Regions from separate parts of the Homo sapiens genome. Here region 1 is linked to region 2. Evidence: chromatin loops called from intact Hi-C (ENCODE). Cell type or tissue: Calu3. All regions are shown on one strand. Each heading gives the region's core, and the rest is flanking DNA. Links, peaks and the distances in the headings are about the cores only.

What was found. Peaks named below come from ENCODE experiments on the same cell type or tissue, not always from the same donor. Only the 100,000 strongest peaks of a DNase experiment are listed, where the experiment ranks them.
Region 1: it touches region 2 in a loop (14-fold over the local background); 3 of 110 quality-filtered maps call a loop at or near these places.

What each region holds. Positions count from the first base shown.
Region 1 is chr10:80,851,562-80,860,684 of GRCh38, reverse strand. No RefSeq gene overlaps it. Among named protein-coding and RNA genes, the nearest start is that of LINC02655, 210 kb to the right of the region's middle. In Calu3, for the core only: a CTCF peak has its summit at 5,118 (motif pointing left); a DNase peak (open chromatin) is centred at 5,114.
Region 2 is chr10:81,174,521-81,183,643 of GRCh38, reverse strand. No RefSeq gene overlaps it. Among named protein-coding and RNA genes, the nearest start is that of LINC02655, 530 kb to the right of the region's middle. RefSeq lists an enhancer at 4,826-6,025. In Calu3, for the core only: a CTCF peak has its summit at 3,613 (motif pointing right); a DNase peak (open chromatin) is centred at 3,633.

The DNA.
Region 1 (9,123 bases), core at 802-8,801, 320 kb after region 2:
TGGTGGGTTGTTGGTCTCACTGACTTCAAGAATGAAGCCGTGAACCCTCGCGGTGAGTGTTACAACTCTTAAGGTGGTGTGTCTGGAGTCTGCCCTCCTGATGTTCAGATGTGTTCAGAGTTTCTTCCTTCTGGTGGGTTCGCGGTCTTGCTGGCTCAGGAGTGAAGTTGCAGACCTTCGCAGTGAGTGTTACAGCTCTTAAGGCAGCGCGTCTGGAGTTGTTCATTCCTCACGGTGGGCTCGTGGTCTTGCTGGGCTCAGGAGTGAAGCTGCAGATCTTCGTGGTGAGTGTTACAGCTTATAAAAGCAGCGTGGACCCCCAAAGAGTGAGCAGTAGCAAGATTTATTGCAAAGAGCGAAAGAACAAAGCTTCCACGGTGTGGAAGGGGACCCGAGCGGGTTGCCAATGCTGGCTCGGGCAGCCTGCTTTTATTCTCTTATCTGGCCCCACCCACATCCTGCTGATTGGTAGAGCCGAGTGGCCTGTTTTGTCAGGGTGCTGATTGGTGCGTTTACAATCCCTGAGCTAGATACAAAAGTTCTCCATGTCCCCATCAGATTAGTTAGATACAGAGTTTCCACACACAGGTTCTCCAAGGCCCTACCAGAGCAGCTAGATACAGAGTGTCGATTGGTGCATTCACAAACCTTGAGCTAAACACAGGGTGCTGATTGGTGTGTTTACAATCCTTGAGCTAGACATAAAGGTTCTCCACGTCCTCACCAGAGCAGCTAGATACAGTGTCGATGGGTGCACTCACAAACCTTGAGCTAAACACAGGGTGCTGATTGGTGTATTTACAATCTCTGAGCTAGATCTAAAAACTCTCCACGTCCTCACCAGAGCAGCTAGATACAGAGTGTCGATTGGTACACTCACAAACCTTGAGCTAAACACTGGGTGCTGATTGGTATATTTACAATCCCTGAGCTAGATATAAAGACTCTCCACGTCCCCACCAGACTCAGGAGCCCAGCTGGCTTCACTTAGTGGATCCCGCACCGGGGCTGCAGGTGGAGCTGCCTGCCAGTCCTGTGCCGTGCACTCGCATTCCTCAGCCCTTGGGTGGTCGATGGGACTGGGCGCCATGGAGCAGGGGGTGGCGCTCGTCAGGGAGGCTCGGGCCGCACAGGAGCCCATGGAGTGGGTGGGAGGCTTAGGCATGGCGGGCTGCAGGTCCCGAGCCCTGCCCCGTGGGAAGGCAGCCAAGGCCTTCCCAAGAAGGCTTCGCAAGAAATCGAGCGCAGCGCCAGTGGGCCAGCACTGCTGGGGGACTCAGTACACCCTCCGCAGCCACTGGCCCGGGTGCTAAGTCCCCCATTGCCCGGGGCCAGCAGGGCTGGCTGGCTGGCTGCTCCGAGTGCGGGGCCCACCAAGCCCACGCCCACCCGGAACTCCAGCTGGCCCGCAAGCGCCGCACACAGCCCCGGTTCCCGCTCGTGCCTCTCCCTCCACACCTCCCTGCAAGCTGAGGAAGTGGGCTCCGGCCTTGGCCAGCCCAGAAAGGGGCTCCCACAGTGCAGTGGGGGACTGAAGGGCTCCTCAAATGCCACCAAAGTGGGAGCCCAGGCAGGGGAGGTGCCGAGAGCAAGCGAGGGCTCTGAGGACTGCCAGCACGCTGTCACCTCTCACCTTTAAGACTCACTAGAATCCTTCCTGTTCTCGTCCTAGCTTCTGGTGGAGGCCATCAATCCATGGTGTTTGGCTTATAGAAGCATCACCCCAGCCTCTGCCTCTGTCGCCCTATGCAGTTTCTTGCATGTGTCTCTGTCTTCCTGTGGCATTTTCCTCCTATAAGGACACCAGTCATATTAGATTAAGGCCTACCCTAATGGCCTCACTTTAACTTGATTATATCTATAAAGACCCTATTTCCAAGTAAGGACACATTCACAGTACTGAGGATTAAGGACTTCGACATATCTTTTGTTTTGTTGTGGGGAAGGCATACAAACCCACAATAACAAGTTTCTCCCTTGTTCATTTATTCATCCAATTAACTTTTTTTCTTATGTGCCATGCAACATGCTTAAGCAAGACAGATAATGGTCCCTACTCATGGAAATACCAGTCTAAAGAGGGAGACCGGCACTAAAGAAATAACAAAGTAGTAACTGACTACAACGTTAGTGACAGAGGGTGTTATGAGAGCATATAGCAAGAATCCCTAACTTAGTCCTTGGAAAGGGAAGCCTTCCCTGCAGAACTGGAAACCCAGCAGGAGCAAGTGAGCTCAAGGAATTAGGTGGGTTGAGGCAGCAAGTTATATGCAGAGTTCTAAGGAGCAGAAAGAATGTGGCTGGAGAGCAAGAGGCCAGGGCATAAAAAGTAGCCAAATTTCCAAGGCCAAAAAATGACTATAAAGAACTTGATCATAAGAGCAGTGGCATCTGTGGAAGAATTTTAGGTAGAGAAGTATTCTTATCAGGCTGTTGCCTGCTATCATTTATGCTGAAAAAACCACTAACAAATTTTCATAGCTTCACAAACTCCATGTAGAAGCTGATTCTGTGCCTCTTAGCTAAAGCTCTTCCAAATTCTGATCGTTTTCTTTTCTATTTCATGGTCGTTAATATCATAGTTGATGTCTGCATCATCTCCACTCTGCATTCATTTCTTCTCTGTAGAATTATATTCTGTATTATATTCCTATCACCAGAACACTGGTCTCTATCTGGACCTCCAGTAAGAGAAGACATGGAACACTTGATTCAAAAGCCTTTATTATATACATATATATGTGTGTGCGTGTGTGTATATATATATACATATATCATGTATACATACACACACACAAATCAACTTGGAGTTAGCCCTTTAACAGAGTGTAAATTAAAAATGCGAAGCACTAGATAAAGTATGTTAAGCTTTGTGATTGAAAAAGATAAGCCCTTTTCACCTGATTGGAAATGTCATGGAACTCTCTCTATAAATTCTGCAAAATTGATTTTGTTAAGTTTTTATAATTTGATAACATTAAGTATACATTCATGTCTTGATGCTCTTTTTCCTTAAATGTTCCTTTATATTGGCTTTGCAACCCAACAAAATCAAATCATACTTCATTTGCAATTGTCAAGCAAATGAAAGATAAACTGCAGTGGTTTATCCAAACATTTGATTCATTCTAGATCTGCTAAATGTTTCAAGTGCAATGGGATCATATCAAATTCTAGGCTCTAAAGAAAAAACTACTTTATTCGACTCTGCTGTCTGATGCACAGTATTGTTTAACCGGGAATCATAAATACCAGGATTTTAGTTTGAGTTTGAGACCACCCAGTGACTCAGGGATTAATGCCCCCTGCCATTAGGCAGGAATATTAAATTAAGGAAAATGCCCATCTTGCACCTTTACTAAATGTAATTTATAGTTTAACTATCATATTAAATCCTTTAATTGAAATTTGTAAAACAAATGGCAGTGTTAGTAATTCCTTTATCAGCTTCCAATTCTCTTTCTACTTAACACCCACCTCTAACCCAGGGGAAATATAGTTCCTAAATGCAATCCTTGAACTTGGGAAAACGTCATTGAATCTTCACATTGCCTAACCTTCGTGTTCACTATTCTCCAAGATAACACATTTTCATTTGTCATACAAATGCGCTCATTACTTTTTGTGGTACAAATGCATATTAATAGGGGCTTTCTAGCTTAACGTTATCTGGACTTCTGGCTTACACTGTAATTATACATAAAAAAGAACAATAGTTCAAACAGAACAAGAAACAGAAAAACAGAAACAAAATGTCAACTAAAGAGGTGGAAAGTCAAAAAGCACATGAAAAACAATAGCAAAGCTACAGAATAAGAAGTACAGAGTGACTAAAACAATTGGAAAAAGCTAGAATTAGCAGAATATCATTATCATTTTTCCCCACTAGGTTGCTCTCTGCAAAGGCAGTTTTTTGTTTTTTATAATTGGCGCTTTTCAAATATTAATTGGTGCTTTCCAAATATAAGTGTACAGTGGGCTTTTTCTCCTACTATGTGCCTAAATATTTGACAATTTCTCCCTATCCAGAACAGAGAAAAGTATAAGGGAGGCAAAACCCATTAAATATTTAAAGGTAAACACGTACTCCTACAGCCTTAAACCACAAGCCAGAAATGTCTATTAGTTCCACTAGATCACAGGTAGGATCAGATTGAGGGAAGGGTTGGCCAGCCCACAGTGTAGGAAGGAAAAACCTGCATAAGAGATAAAGAAAAGATGCCAGGAGAACCCATTTGCTTGAAGGAGCCAAAGCTAATGGGACAGCAAGGTGGCGGAGGAGGCCAAGGAGACAGCTCCAATCAAATAAAGGGAGCGTGCCCCCAGGCATGAGGCATTTAAGCTATCTGAGGAAGGTGCCTGGGGCTTTCCACTCCTCTTAGCTGGCCCATGAGTATCCATGTTAAGCTATTTCCTTCTTACTCTGAGAGCAGGTACCTTTCTTCACTGTACAAATACAGCTTTTCCCCCAGCAGACTTCCCAGCAGCTTTGGTACCAGTTTGCTATCAGTTACTATTTCTGCCATGTAAAAGCAGATTCTGGCCAAGTTTTCTTCTCTCTCTTATCATCATTAACATCACGGTCAATGTCTATTCATTCTCTCCACTCTGCCTTCATGTCCCCTGTGGTATTCTCATCCACGTTTGCCAGATTCCAACCCCGGGACACGATCTAGATCTCAGGATAGAAGACATGGAACATTTGGTGCAAGTGTATGAAGAATCAACTAAAAGCCCCACAGCTATTGCTAGAAAACTAGAGAACACTTTTGAACATTCTCCTGAAACCAGAGAGATGCTTCCCCAGAGGGATGGTCATGGGGTCATGGGTACCCCCAACCCCCACCCCACTGGTCATCACCCTCACCCCAGCAACTCCTGTGCCTCTTCTGAGTATGCACTGATGCTTATAGGAAGGTGCCAGAGCCAGTAGGGCCAGACTCTTCCCAGTGCAACTGTACCTGCCCGGGGCCCGTTTCCACCTCACGCTGTGGTGGGGCAGCACCCCAGTTCTATGTAACATTCATTGTGGGTTTTCTGTAAATCCCATTCATGGCTGTGCCTCTGTTCAGTGCTGAGAGAGAAACCCAGAATCTGCAGCAGTCCCTCGTTGCTGCCATCTGCTGTTCATCTGCCAGGGAATCTGTGAGCCAACCCCTCCCTCCCCAGCCTTCTGGTCAAGACCCCTGGGAATTCTCAAGCTTCCTTTCAGGTTCTTTCACCCTCATTTGCAGAGAAAGTCTTGAAATCAGTAAAAACGCCTCTGCTGCTGCTACCTTCACCTGACATATTGCTTCCAGACTGTAATCTGAGGGACACCTTCTCCCCATAGTTCATGGCCTGAATCCTCTCTCCTTCCTGGAATGTCTTGAGGTTTTGCCACTTTCTTCAGAGGAGGGTTCAGAGTAAGTGCTGTGGGTCCTTTCTAGCATCTGGTCCCACAACAGTGCCGCTAGTTCAAGCAGCTTCTCTAAATGAAAATCCCCTTCTCTAAATGAAAGCATATTTACATTTCCTTCACATTTCTATCAGGGTCACAGGAGTAGAGATGGAGGCATAAGTCTTTATTTCTGTTACTTTGTTTCATATTGATTTTCTAGCTTGGTTTCTCACAGCCCTTCTATCAAGGATTGAGACCATTTTCTCCAAATGTGAGAATGTAGCTTGTTTATCCTTGACTCCCAAACAGCTAGTAGAGGGCAGGTTTAAACATGGTCAAACCTGCATCATGCATCAAACCTGCAGGAGCTGGGATCAATCAGGGGGCATTTTGATGTCCCCAGCAAGTAGCACACGAAAAACCACACCTTTATACCCACAACAAATAATCACCCTTGGGAAAAACACAATAACTATTTTTCTGCATTTTCAAAATGAGTTTCCTGTGCACTGAGGGCGGTTCCTAAGAAATCAGAGATGACCTTTACCTTCTCTCCCTCTGAATCCCTGGATCTAAGTGATTCAGGGCCCAAACACAAGTTCTAGAGCTTTCTTCACCATTTCTTGGGTCATTGTATAAAATTAGACCCCTCGCAGCCTTCCCTGGCAAGCCAGAGTTCCCAAGGTCACTTTGCAGATGAGGCACAACTGGAGTTACTGTTGGTGACTTCAATTAGTAGATTAGGAAAGGAAGAAAAAAAGAAAAATATAGATATCCCAAGATCAGAGATATTTCCAATAAGAATTGAAGTCATGTGTCACTTAATGATAGGGATATGTTCTGAGAAACATGATTAGGTGATTTTTCATTACATGAACTTCACAGGGTGAACTTAACACAGACCTAAATGGTATAGCCTGCTGCATCCTTAGGCTATATGGTTTGACCTGTTGCTCCTAGGCTATAAACCTGTACAACATGTTACTATACTGAATACTGTAGGCAATTGTAACACAATGGTAAGTATTTGTGTATCTAAACATAGAAAAGGTCCAATTAAAAAATGGTATAATAATCTTATGGGACCACTGTCCTATATGCAGTCCTGTCACTGAAAAAATTGTCACTATGCTGCACATGACTATATTTCTAGGTTTCACTTTTTTTTCTGTTCCTTTATTTCTTCCCTTTTGACATATTTTTAAACAGAGAAGATGGAAATTATAGTTTTTCAAGAGCCTTCACTGTGCTGGGCTCTGTGTTGGCACTTTCCTGGAGTTTTATTTAGTTCTCCCAAGACCCCTGCAAGATAAGATTTCAGGTAGTCAAACTAAGGTTGGCCAGTAAAGGGATTTACCTACAGTCACAGGTGACAGATTCACAATTCAAATTCAAGCATCTAATCCCATAACTAATGTCCCTTCCTCTACCCCATACCATCTCTCAAAAGCTTCATTCTATGGGAATTCTTCAATCAATACATGGATCGATACATGGCCAAATTAAGGAGGCAACACACTGCAGAGAACACCCATTGCACCCATCTCAGTTCAGGAAGCCTGGATTTTTCTTGTTCTTTCCACGAACTAGCTGTGTGACCTTGGACTGTTCATGTGGTCTGTCTGCCTCTCTTGTTATCTCCATAAAATTTATTTCAATAGCTGGATTATTTCTAATGTCTTTTTGAATCTAATATTCTGTGATTCTGATATATAAGTAGATGAAGCTCTTTGAATAAATTAATATATTGGAAATCAAGACACAATTCTTTCTAACTCTTCCCATGATATCCCTCCCTTGAAGAACTCAATTTCCAGGCACTAGTGTTCTCATCACCATAGACATTACCACTTTGACAATGCCATTTCATTCACCTTTAGAATTTAAAAATCGTCCACTATGAGTGCATTACAAAAATCACTCACAGGCAAAGGTTAAAAAGTGGCTGCTGAGTATAATGAATTTCTGAAGAGTATTCAGTCCCTGATCCTTCTAATACAGACACTGCTTCTCAACAATAAAGGAATGATAATAATTGGAAGCAGAGTCCTTAAAACACACACCTCATATTCATCCCTCATCTTCGCAGCAGTCCTATCGCAATGGAACAAGAGCCTTTCCATGCTTAAAGGAAACTCATTTAGCCTCTTCATTCAGATTTTATCTTAAGGAGAGGAAACAATAGACATTTTGATGCCAACCAGAGCCCTCACTTGCACTCCTTGTTGCTAAGATGTGTGGGTGTCCTGTGGGAATTGGGCAAGGATGGATGAAATTCAGGGCAGCTGTTTTTCTTTTCTCTGCCATGCAGTTCCCACTATAAATTAAGCCTTTTTCAATTTTCTTAGTCTTGAGTTTCAATGGCATTAGCATCTTCCTCCTCCATGTTCATTATCATCCCTGACAAACGTTTCCAGAGAAAAGTGTTTCACTGTGGTTCTTGCAACATTTTCTCTAAAAATACCTTTTGAGGAAACTGACACTCCAAAAGGTAAACAGGGAAAATGTAACTTTAATGTGATAGTATTCAACACACACACACAATAACACTATATATTTTCTGTAGTCATATGAGTACAAATTCACTGAAACATCTGGAAGGAGATACAACAAACTAATGATCGTGGTTTGGTGGTTTCCTCTGAGGAGTAGAGTGAGAGGAGAAAGGGATCAGGGAGGATGTATCAGAGGGATTTTAGATTTGTCTAAAATTTCTTAACGTCTTACAAGAAAATAAAAACAAAAACATATTCTAAAACTCTAAAACAGGTCTAAAGAAAATGAAAGTCATGTACTAGTCTCCTTTACTCCCAATGGTTAGAATGGTTCTTGAATCTCTGAAACCCTTGTGCTCATGGAGAAGTGTGCTCAGTTTTGACAATTTGGGGTGTGCGGTCATCTACCTCCCACTATCTGCCAGGAAAGCCAGCCTGGCAACCCCAAAGAAAGTTCAATGATTATTTCACATTTGGTATAATTGAAATAAACAGGACAGATTCAGAATCTGATGTGGGCAGAAATGAGGAATGGCCCCTTGTGCTAATCATCCTATCTCTGTATCCTCTGCAGAGGTATAGGAACTCCTGTCCAGGCATCGAGGTTTCCTGCCAAGACTAATCCTGGGATTGGTGAGAGTGACCCAACAGTCCCTGTCCCTGCCTCTCACTGCCTGCTTTCCCTTCTATCATCTTTCAACATCTTATCAACACCCCCACTGACCCATTTACTCTAATGTCAGGCTTTTTTGTTCTTCCTGACCCCATGAGAGTGCCTATTGCCACTTAATCTTGGGTAGCAGCCATACTGCTAGCCTTCTCTTCTAGTTCTGGGACCCTGGAGACCCTTCCATCTCAGAATGTCAATAGGTTGAACAATTATAAGGTAAACATTTTACAGCACACATCATACTTTGTGGGGAAATATTGAACATGTTTCCCTCAAGGTCAGGAAGAAGACCAAGTTGTCTGTTACCACCAATTCAACACTGTTCTGAAGTCATAGCCAGCAAGACAAGAATAAAAATTAAACCACGTGGGTAGAAAAAGAAAACAAATCTGTAATTATCATAGATGACATGATATATAGAGATAACTTATACTAATCTACAGACACATTATTTGAACTGGAATTTAGCAGATATAATACCAGACAAAAAATCTATTGCGTTTCAACACAGCAATGAAAAAAGAGGCTACAAAAAAAAATTTAAGTACCATTTATGTTAACATCCAAAACTATGAAGC
Region 2 (9,123 bases), core at 485-8,484:
ACAAATTATTAAATTCTTTCATATCTTTAAACTTCATATATTTTAATTTTTAAGAGATTACAAAGCAAAATAATTTTGCATTCCCTATTTACCTGACTTAAAAGTAATGGAGTTACCAGTGATATGAAATATATAGGAAATGGAATTTCCATTCCTTTTTTGCAGTCATTTTTTATTGTAATTTTTAAAAAGTAACATAAAATTTGCCATCTGAGCCCTTTTTAAGTGTACAGTTCAGTAGTGTTAAGTATATTCACATTGTTGTGAAGCGGATATCCAGAACTTCTTCACCTGGCAAGCCTACTACTCTATACCCCTTACAAAAGAACTCCCCTCCCCATCCTGTATTCCTTTTAAACACTAAGGCATTATTATTTGCATCTAATTTATCATCGCAACAGTTTCTTCACAGTGGATAGACGTGACAAGACTTGCAGCATGAGGAGTCACTGCGGTTGCCCCTTTGCACACCCTCTCCCATTCCCCCGCCCATTCCCGAACCACTGGCCCTCCATTTGCTTTGCCACAGTCACTCTACTTGTTCATGGTGCCTCTCGCGCAGATCCCGCTCCTTTCGGCCTACAGTTCCTCTTTTGCTCCACACTGTCCCACCACAACCTCCCCACCTGGCCTAGTGAGTGAGCTGCTCCTTCTGATCTTACTTCAAAGATGTGTTTCAGCAAATGCTCATTTTGTTTGTTTGTTTGTTTTTTGAGATGGAGTCTCGCTCCGTCACCCAGACTGGAGTGCAGTGGCCTGGTCTCGGCTCACTGCAACCTCCACCTCCAGAGTTCAAGTGATTCTCCTGCCTCAGCCTCCTGCGTATCTAGGACTACAGGTGGACGCTACCACACCCAGCTAATTTTTCTGATTTTAGTAGAGACGGGGTTTTGCCATGTTGGCCAGGCTGGTCTCAAACTCCTGACCTCAAGTGATCTGCCTGCCTCGGCCTCCCAAAGTGCTGGGATTACAGGTGTGAGCCAGGCGCCCGGCCCAAGTGAATGCTCTCTTGACCCCTGGGCTACATCAGGCCCTTCCTTTCCACTAGCACTGTCCCAGTGTGGAGAAACACTCCTCCAGAGGACTTAACAGTGTTGGGAGATATGGATTTACTTTCAAAATTTTGATTAATGGGCCAGGCACGGTGGCTCACGCCTGTAAGCCAGCACTTTGGAAGGCCGAGGCGGGGAGATCACGAGGTCAGGAGCTGGAGACCAGCCTGACCAGCACGGTGAAACGCCGTCTCTACTAAAAATACAAAAAATGGCGCGTGCCTGTAGTCCCAGGTACTTTGGAGGCTGAGGCAAGAGAATTGCTTGAACTCGGCAGGCAAAAGCTGCAGTGAGCCGAGATCGCACCACTGCACTCAAGCCTGGGCGACAGAGTGAGACTCCATCTCAAAAAAAGAAAAAAAATTTTTTTTTGATTAATGACTGTCCTTTTCTATGCATGACAAACTTCATGATGGCATGAATTAGGTGTTTGCTCTATATCTATCACAACATAGATGATCACAAAATACTTGTTGAATGAGTGAAGTAAATGAACGGATGTATGCTTTCAGTTTTCATTGAAACAGAGTATACTAATAATGCTGTCTCGAATACAAAATCTGCAGGCTTAGTTCCTTGTCTCGGTAAAAGACACAGAAAACGACTGATTTCCAATAATTCACAGAAAATTTTAGCTTAACAAAACAAATAGTAGAACTCAAGAATCCCCAGAAGTTTGAATATATAACACAAAATAGAGATTTGCAAAGTTACATAATACAAACCTAATTTGATTTTTCTTCCCTGCTAGAATTATCGATCCCTAAGAAATCATCTGACAAAAACTCCATCTTTTAGAAAAGCAATATTATGAATACCATATTATGAATGAAATTACTGAGATTCATGGTCGCATAAGAGAAAAAACTCCTGTTTTCTTTGAGCAACTTTTTTTATTATTACGTAAAGTCAAATCTAACCTTTATTCACACACTCTTTAAATCTCAGTTTCCTAATTTGTGAAACGGGTTAATCTACCTTGCAGCATTGTCACAAGAAATAAATTTCAAAATTGGCAATTAAAAAAGGAATGAAAACAACTCTAGGTATTTACCAGTGAAACCATCACAGCCTCATGTTGTTGGCAGAAAATACTCAATTACAGATTTAACCACAGTAATAAAAATACAATAATACAGATTTTAAATTTCATCTTGGGTTGATTTTAATAAATTATCTTTTTAAATGAAGTTTTCCATTTAACTACATTTTTTAAATTTAGTGCCATAAAGTTGTTCAAAATACTCTCTTCAAGTCTGTATGGAGGCCCCCAGTTTTACTCATGATATTTATAAGTATTAATTTTATCTAGTTCCAAGAATTTATTGAATTTGGGGTTTCTTTAACTCCACTTGTCCCTCTCCTGTAAAATTGTTGACATGTATTTTTATATGTATTTTAGTCATCACCTAATATTATTTTAAAATTTTTGTATACTCAATATTTATTCATTTATATCCATATATGACACTTTCTGTTGCTCTTCACCTCTCTGCATTTGTGGGGCGGGGTAATCTAGGGTTATTTTTTTAAGTTTTCCTAGTGACTGAAGTATTCTGCCATTAACATTTTATTTAAATTTTGTGAGGTTCTACAGGTAATAATCTCTCTCTTTTTTGTGCCTTTTTAATTCCTTAGAGATGTTTTTATTTCAACTTTAATTGTGAAAAATATATTCAGGGGCTATAGAATTCTAGATTGAAACATATTCATTCAGAATTTTAAAGTTGTTTTTCCATTGTATTCTGTTTTCCTGCTCTTTCTGTTGACAACTTGGCTCTTAGTCTGAATGTTAGTGAATATATTAATCACAGGTGTTGTAAAGCCCATGTCTAGTATCTTCAATAACTGGATCATTTAAAGGTATGTTTCTATTGTCTGGTTTTTCTCTTACTTTCTATTAATAAGTTTTTCAGTTAGCTACTGCTGTATTATAAGCAACTCCAAAACTGAGTGTCTCCTATTGCTCATGAATCTACCAATCAACTCCTTGTAGTTCTCATCTCATTTGGGCTCCACTATGTATCTGCAGTCAGCTGGGTATGAAGTTGGTGTATCTATCAATCATGGCTTCACCCTTTCACAAGTTTGAGATGAACTTTAAACTGATCTAGGAAATATCAGATAGATCAAATGGGCTCTGGGCTCTCTTCCATGTCGTCCCTCATTCTCTAATATGTTAGACCAGGCTATTCATGTGGTGGTTATAGGAATCAAAAACAGAGAGACAGAGAGGGAGAAAGAGAAAGAGAGAGAAGTACACAAATCTTGAGCCCTGAACTGATACATGATCACTTTCAGCATATTCATATAAGTCACAGCTCATCTCAACCCATTGTCTGCCTAGATACAACGGATGGGGAAATGTCCTCTGTCTCCTGATGGAAGAACAGCAAAGACATATTGCAAGGAACATAGATTCAAGTAACAATACAATTGGGATAACTTTTTGCAATCTTTAAAGCGCAATGTTTATTTTTTATTTTTAAATTGAATGCTAATTTTGCATTGTATGCCATCCATTTTAGACGCCATGGATGTTATCTTCCTTCAGAAAAGCTTAACCCTGCCCTCTAGATGGCAGTACAGCAGCAGATCATCTCAATGGAGCCACAAATTTAGCTCATTCAAGGCTGCTCTGCAGCCTTTGAAAGGACATATTTATTTCTGTTTTCCCCTACTCCTACTAAGTGACCTTCCAGGAGTCCAGCGAGTGTTTCTGAGGGCCCCTTCTTTTTTTCTGAGTTCTGAATTCAAATATCTGTCTTCCTTGCACCGTGACATTGCCAAAAATTATTCTCTTTTTTTATGCTCCTTTGTGTTTGGCTATTTTGTCACTTGCCCTTTGAAGCTTAATTACAAATGACTAAAGGAGAAAATCTATGTTAAGTATTGTTCTCACTTGCCTGCAGTTGCCTTCTCTATCAGATCTTGGCCTTCTAAATTCTGGTTGTTTTGGCAGCCCCAAAATGCAATTTTTTTTTGTCTCGCAACTCCGTAGGTTGCCTAAAGCTCTATTAGCTTCTCTATCCCTTAGCACTGCTCTACACCTAGCTCCTTACCCTCTTGCCTGTGATAAGATTTGGATAACGCCTTGAGAGATTCTCATTAGCATACAGGAAGTTGGTTTATCTCAATAAGCTTCTCTCCAGGATATGGCTTCTCAACTCCTGGCTGCCTTGCCAGCTCAAAGCTGATGCCTTTAAACAGATTACTAAAAACAAACAAACCTATTTTATGCAGCTTTTCTAGCTGTCTTCAGTGGGGCCTTAGTCTCCTCCAATCTATTTGATTATGGCTGAAAACATAAGTCCATCAGAGTATTTGTATTTTGCTTGTATTTCAAACCCCATAAAACATCATGAGTATTATTTTTAATAGTAAACATTCATTTTATATTTACCCTTCCCATTATTTTTCTTCCTTCCTGTATTTCTTTGTTTCTATTTGGGATCCTACTTTCTTCTGCCTCGAAAATATTTTTTAATGTCTCTTTTAATGTAGTTCTGCTGATAATAAATTCTATCAGCTTTTATTGATTTGAAAATGCCTTTTTCACATTAAATTGGAAGAATATATTATTTGGGTATTAAATTGTATGCCTACAGTTATTTTCTTTTGGGACTTTATATATCTCATTTCTTGTGGCTCATGCTCTTTTCACTGTGTAATTGGCTGTATGTCCTTTGTTGACGTTTGAAGACAATCTGACATTTTTCTTTAAATGGTTCTAAAATTTTTCAATATTTTTTATTTTCAGCAATTTGGCTACGATATGCCTTAGTAGGATTTTCTTTGTAATTACCCTGCCTTTTTTTTTTGTTTCAGCTCATTGACTCTATGACTTTATATCTTTTATCAGATTTTAAAAATTCTTAACCATAATCTCTCCCAAATATTATCTCTCTTTTTGCCTTGTGGGTATCCAATAGATAAGAAAACTTATCAGTATATTCCACCTAAGATATTATAGTCATTATTATATTTTTTGACTCTTTTTTCTCCATGTCTTACTTTGAAGAAGTCCTAATGCCCTATTTTCCGGAATACAAATCTTCTCTTTAGCTATAAATAACCTGCTATTAATCCTATATATTGTATTAATAATTTTATTTGTCATAGTTTTCAATTCTATAGTTCTTCATCCTGTCATTTATTTTTCTGAACATATTTATCAGTTGTTATCTTAAAAATATATATCTGACAACCTTGTGAATCTGTTTTTATTGTCTGTTTTAACTTATTCTTGTTAATTAGTTTTCCAGGTAAGTTTACTGGTTCCTGTAGAAAGTAGAAAAGTTCCTCTTCAAAGCTCATCTTGATTTAAAAATAAAATAATAGACAGTAGGAATAATAGCTTCTTACTCTAAAGCCTTCTATCAACTATCAGTTCTTATACTTTAGCCCAATTAGTTGCTTTGGCTTACTCAGGCGTGTCCAGACAGGCCCAGGCAAGTCTTAGCTCATAGCTGATGCTCCTTCCTTATTTGGAAATGTTATTGCTTCCTTAAACCTTTCATAAGCAACTTCCTCTCCTTCTTTGTTTGCACTTACCTATTTAGGAAAGTTTCAGGTTGTTAGCAAATCGGGTATCAGTTTAGGACTGTGAGGTCCAGCTCCAGCCAATGGATGCAGGACACAGAAGTAAGGACAACCAAAATGCTTAAGGGATAAATATGTCTGCTTTTCCTTTGTTCAAATGTGCTCTCGCTACTGTTCCATCTGTGAAGGGCACCCTTTCTGCAGAAAGTAAAGATTGCCTTGCTGAGAGATCCTTTGTCTCTGTGCTGACTTTTCTTCGTGGCACCGATTATCTGTTTCCAACAGTTCCTAAACATTGTGTATTAAAAAATAAGAGATTACAGATAACGTATTTTTCCAGCAATTTTCTGTACATATTAGCAGGCTATTAAAGTGAAAGTAGATCATTTTTCTACAACCAAACTTGGTTTTAAGCTTTGTAAGTTCTAGTTTCTTTCTGATTTACCCTCAGTTTTACAGTGTGATCTTTCAGGGACCTCAAGTGAAAGCCTGGAAATACTCCACCTGAGAGTGCTCTAAGTTCCAAGTTTCTATTTTTGACAGTGGAAAGAGACTGCTAAGAGCTGAAATTAGGAACTTAAACTTATATTAGTGTTGGTTTTGAGGATGTTTTAAGAAGAGAAGCCATGGACGTTTAGCTGCCCAGAGAGCTTTCCTTTTCTCTGAGATCTTGGCGTCTCAAATCCTAGCTACCTTGAAGATACCATCAAGAAAATTTGTTGTTTTTAAAACTAGCTTTCCATTAATCTTCTGAAGAATGGTTGATCTATTATATACAGCTAGTGCATCATAGCCATAGGCTCATTGCTTCTTTTTGAAAAAGCCATTGTATAACTTCTTTTCATTGTTGTTCTTCAATATCATCATACTTTACATTTTAAAATGCTTTATGGAAAATATTTTCAATATTTAATTCATTATCCCTCATTATTGTCAAAGTGTACTCTACATGGTAACCATGCTATGATTGTACTATGTATGTGTAAAAAATGTTCTTGATCTTAGGAAATAGAAATTAAAGTTTTCCAAGCATATTAGCTGCTACTTTTTCATCACTCTCTCCTCTCCTCTTGGTCTTCTGGAAATAATATTCTGGAAAATACACACCGACACATATACGTGTGTATACACACACACACACACACACACACACATATACATATATGTATATATGTAGAGTAATCCCTCAGTATCAGCAGGGCATTGGTTTCAGGACCCACCACTTGAGGATACCAAAATTCACAGACGCTTAAGTTCCTTATATAAAATGGCATAGTGTTTGCATATAATCTATGCCCATCCACCCTTATATTTTAAATCACCTCTAGATTACATACAATACCTAGTACAATGTAAATTCTATGTAAAAGTTGTTATACTGTATTGTTTTAAAAAATAAGAAGAAAAATAGTCTACATGTTCGGTGCAGTTATTCTTTTTTTTTTAATCCCCTAAGTTTTTATCTATGGTTCATTGAAATCTAAACTATATCTAAAATATAATTATTAATATATTAACTATTTGATACATTAATGTTATGCAATTAATTATGGCATATAATTAAAAATAACATTATATTAGTTTTTGGAAAACATGTATAGAGGGAAGCCATTATAGTTGTTATATAATTGAATTATATTATTTACATATAGATAGGACATAATATATTATAATTAAATACTAACATATAGTATCAGTATCCTGAAAAAATATTAAACATATATACATAGAAAGAGCATGCACAAAGTAAAAAAGTGGGATAAAAATTAATAATGGAAAGATCTGTGCACTGTCTTCAAAATTTTTCTGTGTAAAATTATATCTAAAAAACTGGGGAAAATATTATATTTGTCTATACTTTAGATTTTTTAATGTAAAAAATTGACTTTGTGGAGGTGAGATCTGATATGTAAGTAATATTCATGGAAGCAGTATGTTTAAAAATTTATTTTATTAAAAAGTTAAGTTTCCAGACGAGTGCAGTGGCTCACACCTGTAATCCCAGCACTTTGGGAGGCCGAGGCGAGCAGATCACGAGGTCAGGAGTTTGAGACCAGCCTGACCAACATGGTGAAACCCCATCTCTACTAAAAATACAAAAATTAGCCGCGCATGGTGGTGTGTGCCTATAATCCCAGCTACTCAGGAGGCTGAGGCAGGAGAATGGCATGAACCTGGGAGGCGGAGGTTGCAGTGAGCCAAGACCGCACCATTGCACTCCAGCCTGGGCGACAGAGCAAGACTCCATCTCAAAAAAAAAAAAAAAAAAAAAAAAAAAAGTTAAGTTATAAATGGGGAATCTTTTTCAAACAGATGATTTAAATTACTTTCTATTAGATTAAATTAATTGTTCATTTTGCCTTGAATTGTTTCCGTCTTATTTCTTTAAACAGCTACCATTGTCTCACTAATACATTGTAGACACAACACTTAAAATTAAGCCTGCTATTGACTCAGGCCAAGTCAGTTTATGCTCAGCTTGAAATTAACATATTCTGTTTCATTATGTCCATTTGCAGACTTAATGAACATGTTTCTTTTTCACAAATAATTTCTTAAACTAATTCAGTTTCATCTTCTGTTTATTAATTTTTCAATAACTATTAATTGTGGGAACATTATAGCACATTAATAGTAAAATGAATAAAGCAAAAATTCCTATAACCCCCTAAAAACCGTTTTACATCTTCATTTCAGTTTCCTTACAGAGTCTTCAAAATGCTCACTGTTTGTTGATGCATAATGTCCCATCAGGTTGTTGCTCCGTAGTTTACTTAACAACTTTCCTTTGCTGGGCATTAGGTTGGCTTACAATTTTTAACAATCATGAATAATATCTCACTGATTTTGATGCAACCTACATGAATAAAATATAATTTGAAATCTTTGTAAATATGCCTCTCTTGGGAAAAAGCGCACATTCTTCTTCCTTTACTAATATTCTTATAACATTAAAACATGGTGTGCTGGAAATGATGGATGGACAATTTTGCTGCACCTCAGAAAAGCTCTCAGCATACTGAGGTCAGTGTAGAAAAAGAAAACTGTTAATACAGGCTTTATTTTGTTGTTATAATGTGTTGGTATTCATTGTAATTGAGGTGTAACTTAACATATCACATTATATATGCATCTCCAATATTATATATCTCATATTTAATGAGGGATTTTACACATATTTAATGAGGGATTTTACACACCTCATATTTAATGAGGGATTTTATATATCTCATATTTAATGAGGGATTTTACACACCTGGAAAATGAGTCCAAGCATTGTTTGAGAAATTTTGAGCAATGTAGTTGAATAAAAATAACCCAAACCCTGGCCGGGCATGGTGGCTCACACCTGTAATCCCAGCAATTTGGGAGGCCCAGGCGGGAGGATCACCTGAGGTCAGGAGTTTGAGACCAGCCTGACCAACATGGTGAAATCCCATCTCTACTAAAAATACAAAAATTAGCCAGGTGTGGTGGCAGGCACCTGTAATCCCAGCCACCAAGGAAGGTAAGGCAGGAGAATCACTTG